2 separate regions of the Homo sapiens genome follow, and region 2 is linked to region 1. A link is an interaction called in ENCODE POLR2A ChIA-PET data of the cell type or tissue named here. Cell type or tissue: IMR-90. All regions are shown on one strand.

Region 1 (2,500 bases):
CAAGAGCTAAGGAGAGTGTGTGGCCCCAAGCACATCCCCGGGACTCTGCCTCCCAAGTTCCCATCGCTCACCAGCAGGTCTGAACAATACACACCAGGTTGTGCTGGGCCTGCAGCTCGATCTCCAGGGCGTTGACTGTGCGTCTCAGCTCGATGATCTCCGCCTGGCAGGACTGCAGCTGCTCTGAGCTGGATACCACCTGCTTGTTCAGCTCCTCGGTCTGAAACACCCAAGTGGGGAAAGGATCAGACCCTGTCTCCAGGGCCCTGGGGCACCTCGGGTCCTGAGTGGCCATGTGCTTAGATGCCCACCTGCGTGGCGAACCATTGCTCCACTTCCCTGCGGTTAATTTCCACCAGAGCCTCATACTGACTCCTGGTCTCGTTCAGGACCTGGTTCAGGTCCACAGTGGGGGCAGTGTCCACCTCCACGTTGAGGCGGTCTCCAAGCTGGGAGCGCAGGGTGTTAACCTCCTGTTGGAGAAAAGGGAAACAATGAACCTACGGCAATGGATCTGCCATTTTCCTGCTCCAGGGAAATGAGCACAATACTGCCCAAAAAGCACTAAAAGGAATATTCTGATCATTCCCAAAGAGTGACACACACATTTTATAGCAATAAACTCCAACAGGGATCACATCAATTGCTGTCCCATGGAAGATGTGCCATCTTCCTGCTCTGGGAAAATGAGCTTGATGCTGCCCAGAAAGCACTAAAAGGGGCCGGGCACAGTGGCTCAAGCCTGTAATCCCAGCACTTTGGGAGGCAGAGGCAGGTGGATCACGAAGTCAGGAGATCGAAACCATCCTAGCCAACATGGTGAAACCCCATCTCTACTAACAATACAAAAATTAGCTGGGCGTGGTGGCATGTGCCTGTAATCCCAGCTACTCAGGAGGCTGAGGCAAGTGAATCACTTGAACCAGGGAGTCGGATGTTACAGTGAGCCTAGATCACGCCACTGCACTCCAGCCTGGTGACAGAGCATGACTCCGTCAAAAAAAAAAAAGCACTAAAAGGAAGATTCTGATCATTCCCAAAGAGTGACACACACATTTTATAGCAATAAACTCCAACAGGGATCACGTCAATTGTTGTCCCATAGAAACGGAAACAACCTCACACCTTCTACAAGACTAAGTCTAAACTCCTTGGCATATGCAAGTCCTTCCTCGCTTCCCATCACATCTTCACTTTCATCCCTTGGAGGTACTGCATGCCCAGCCATACCCAGATACACCCTGCCCTGCCACTTCTGTGTCTTTGTTCAACCTCTTCCCTCAGACTGAAACACCCAAGTACTGGAATCCTCCTCTTTGCATCTGAGAAGAGTTCCCTATCTCCTCTTGGGCAGCCTGGATTATTTCTAGAGCATACTGCTTGTACATCTCATATGGTACTTGTTTCACTCTGTCTTGTTTATATCACTGTGTTTATATGACTGTCTTTCTATACTAGACTGTGAGCTCTTTTAAGAAAAGGGCCATGTCTTATTTCTTTTTTGTCCCTCCATCTCCACCACCAAATTCAGGACCTAGCAGTGATCAGCAGAGAGCAGGGCTCAATGAATGATGTCCCTCCTCAGTAATTCCAACACCTGCCTAACCCTCACCCAGCCGCTGAAGAATGAGCAGCTCACTCCACTCCTTGATATGGATGTAGCACCGTCACTCTCTGAGAACATCTTGAGTTCCTCAGAGAAGGGTCCCAGACCAGGGATCCAGACAGTAATCCTCTCCTGATTCCCAGTGCTAGTAGCTTAGTTCTGAGGCCTGCTTTTGTGAATTTGTTTCATACCTCCTCATGGTTCTTCTTCAAGCAGATCAGCTCCTCCCTCAGGGACTCCACCTGGGACTCCAGGTCAGACTTGCAGAGGGTCAGCTCATCCAGGATCCTGCGTATGCTGTTGATGTCCGACTCCACCAACAGCCTCAGGGACTGCTCCGTCTGGTACCTGCACGTGTCGGAGTGGGAGGATAAGTCAGGAAAGAAAACCACCTTCCCCTCTCATGTGTTGTTTGGGTAGAATTGGCCTGAATCTTCTTGAACTTACAGTTTTCTGCCTCTTCTCTTCCATATGCTTCAGTCAAGCTGTCCATGGATAGGCTGAAGAGGTTCCCTGACTCACCTAACACCACGAGGAGCCCACAGGCACACATGAGATGAAGTCTCTCACTGTGTTCTCGGTTTTGTTAGCTAATATACCACCAAATCAATTCCCAAAGAACAATTCATTTCAATCTCTGAATTTTGTGGTTTAAGAAACACTTCCAAAAAAAACCAGTATAGACCAAAGAGCAGGCAGCACATGAGTCTAGTTCCCTATTTGAAACTAATTTTACATAACCAGCCCTAGGAGGAGAAATAGAGAGAAATGGCTTTCTCCTCTCTTCCAGGCAATAGTAGGTCCCTAGGGCCATGAAAGAACCATAGGGACCTTGAAGTTCAACATACTTGCTTCTGAAGTCGTCAGAGGCCAGCTTGGCATTGTCAATGTTCA
Region 2 (2,500 bases), 420 kb before region 1:
ATAAGTTTTGGAATGCTGAATACCATATACCCCCTTCCTGGAGATTCATGGTGTATATTAGCTTATTAATGGCTCACAGGAAGGCACCCTGTTTAACCTTGGTTTAGTGCAGCGTTTCGTAGACTTATTTGGCCACAAAGCTCTTTTTCAGCCATAGACGCTTTAACAAATGAGGAACTATTGTTCTGAAAGACACAGTTTGGGAAATACTGCAGCACACAGGTGTAAGGGACTGTTTCCATCTTTGCTGAGCTAGGCTTGGTCAGCTTGCTCAGTACCATTCGATGCTGGGCCTGCAGTTCAACCTCCAGAGTGTTCACACTGCGTCTCAGTTCTATGATCTCCTTTTGGCAGCATTGCTGCTGTTGAGAGCTGGTCACCACTTGTTGATTCAGCTCCTCTATCTGAAACACACAGCCAGAGACTGAGAATATTATGGGAGGAAAACATGACTTTGATTAAAGGGCCCTAGAAATGCAGCATCAGCTTATTGTTTTTGACTTTTCTATATCCCCCACCTGCGTGTTGAACCACTGTTCCACATCTTTGCGGTTTGTCTCCATGATGGGCTCATATTGACATCTCATTTCTTGTAGAACCTGGTTTAGGTCAGCAGAAGGGGCAGCAGTCACTTCAATGTCAAGTCTCTCCCCAAGCTGACACTGTAAAGAATTGATTTCCTAAGGAAAGAAAAAGACTGTGAAGTCACTTGGTGAACAGATAACCCCTTTGTGTTCTTGTTTCACTCTAACTGCTACGATTTAGCTTAATTGTGTCTAAAATATAGCCCACAACAAAGGAATACATGATTTACAGGTGTTATTGAGATGCTATAAAATGATTTAAGACTCTTTCAGGTAGGACTGTGTGTTTAAATGTGTGCAAAATTAAAAAAAAATGAGTAGCAAGACCAGAGTTCCAAAAAATTTAGATCATTTCCAGGGCTGGATAATGGGTGAAACAGGATAAAGGTGGAATTGATCATGAGAGATTATAGTCTCTATGGTGCAAATACGGGATTGTGCCAATATTGACTTGCACCAATATTGACTTGTACCAATGGGAGGTGGCAGAAGCCTGTATAGGGATGCCTACAAACATGGGAAGACTGTAAGGACAGAAAAATTGGGTTCCTTCTTGTAGAAAAGCTGGAGGGGATGTTGGAGGCCTTTCTTCCCCTTATGGCTCCAGATATTGTGTTGGAGCCAGTGGATTTGAAATACTACCTTGAACCAGTGCTAGTAGCAGTAGGTATTTTCAGGGCTAAACCAGAGTAGTACGTAGCAGTGGTTTGGCTCTGTGTCCCCACCCAAATCTCATCTCGAATTGTAATTCCCATAATTCCCATGTGTCAAGGGAGGGACCTAGTGGGAGGAGATTGGATCATGGGGGTGGTGTCCCCCATGCTGTTCTTAGGATAGTGAGTGAGTTCTCACAAGATCTGATAGTTTTATAAAGGGCTCTTCCCCCTTTGGTCTCTCTCTGTCTCCTGCTGCCAAGTGAGATGTGCCTGCTTCCCCTTAAGCCATGATTGTAAGTTTCCTGAGGCCTCCCCAGCCATGTGGAACTGTGACTCAGTTACACTTCTGTCCTTTATAAATTACCTACTCTCAGTTATTTCTTTATAGCAGTGTGAGAACGAACTAATACAAGCGGGCACACCCTTTGTCAGGTGCAACTCAAAGGAACTGATGCTACTTTTAGGGACTTAGCTTGTGATTACTCTATTGGTCTTTGTCTCACCTCTTTGTGGTTGTTCTTGAGGCAAAGGAGCTCCTCTTTCAGAGACTGGACTTGTGCCTCTAGGTCGGCCTTGCCCAGGGTCAGCACATTCAGGATCTGCTTGAGGCCATTGGCATCTGACTCTACCAGCTGGCGTAGAGACACCTCAGCTTCGTATCTTTAAAAACCAGATGGGAAAAGAGAGACATCTGAAAGGAGATGATGCAAACCAAGCCAAGCAGAACTCTCATCTGCATTTTGCTCTGGGCACCTCACTTAGTGTATTTCTATTAGAAGTTTTATTCTCTTTGGAGGTGAAACCATTTGATATAGATCATAACTTAATTATTATTCCCAAATTAGTTTGCTAGGGGGATCTACATTGCTGTTCTTTGAGATATGGGAATTTATTGTCCTTCCTCTGCCCCTAGTGGCAATGCAATGTAAGTGAAGAAAGCACTGGATTAGGGCTCAGAAAACATGTGTCCAAGTTTCGGTTTTGACTTGTGCTAGTTATGCTTACCTTTGGGTGAGTAACTTAGCCTCACTAAGCCACAGATTTCTCACCTTAAAGAGAGTAACAATATATTAGTCCTATCTATTTTACTGAACTATTGTGTAGGTAATCAAATGGGTTCACAAGTTAGAAACTATAGGTACTGTATACATGTGAGCAGTTATTAATCTTAATCATTCATTGAATTTGAAAGTCTTTTCTGGGCTTGTGCCAACATCATCTGGGGCAAGAGGGTTAGTAGACATGGGGACAATTTTGTTG

What was found. Peaks named below come from ENCODE experiments on the same cell type or tissue, not always from the same donor. Only the 100,000 strongest peaks of a DNase experiment are listed, where the experiment ranks them.
Region 2: POLR2A ChIA-PET joins it to region 1 with 10 read pairs; 3 of 35 experiments call an interaction of 5 or more read pairs at or near these places.

Annotation. Positions count from the first base shown.
Region 1 is chr17:41,379,259-41,381,758 of GRCh38, forward strand. KRT34 (keratin 34) reads right to left here. Exons shown (of 7, transcript NM_001386014.1): 2 at 2,455-2,500; 3 at 1,798-1,954; 4 at 312-473; 5 at 95-220. Among named protein-coding and RNA genes, the nearest start is that of KRT34, 1.8 kb to the right of the region's middle. RefSeq lists an enhancer at 2,041-2,500. In IMR-90, no CTCF peak of the experiment used is centred here; a DNase peak (open chromatin) is centred at 1,013; H3K27ac peaks cover 1,264 bases.
Region 2 is chr17:40,961,884-40,964,383 of GRCh38, forward strand. It overlaps KRT39 (keratin 39), which reads right to left. Exons shown (of 7, transcript NM_213656.4): 3 at 1,744-1,900; 4 at 519-680; 5 at 279-404. The region is part of intron 1 of LOC107985072 (a long non-coding RNA gene); the gene reads left to right. Among named protein-coding and RNA genes, the nearest start is that of KRT39, 3.8 kb to the right of the region's middle. In IMR-90, a CTCF peak has its summit at 2,158; no DNase peak of the experiment used is centred here.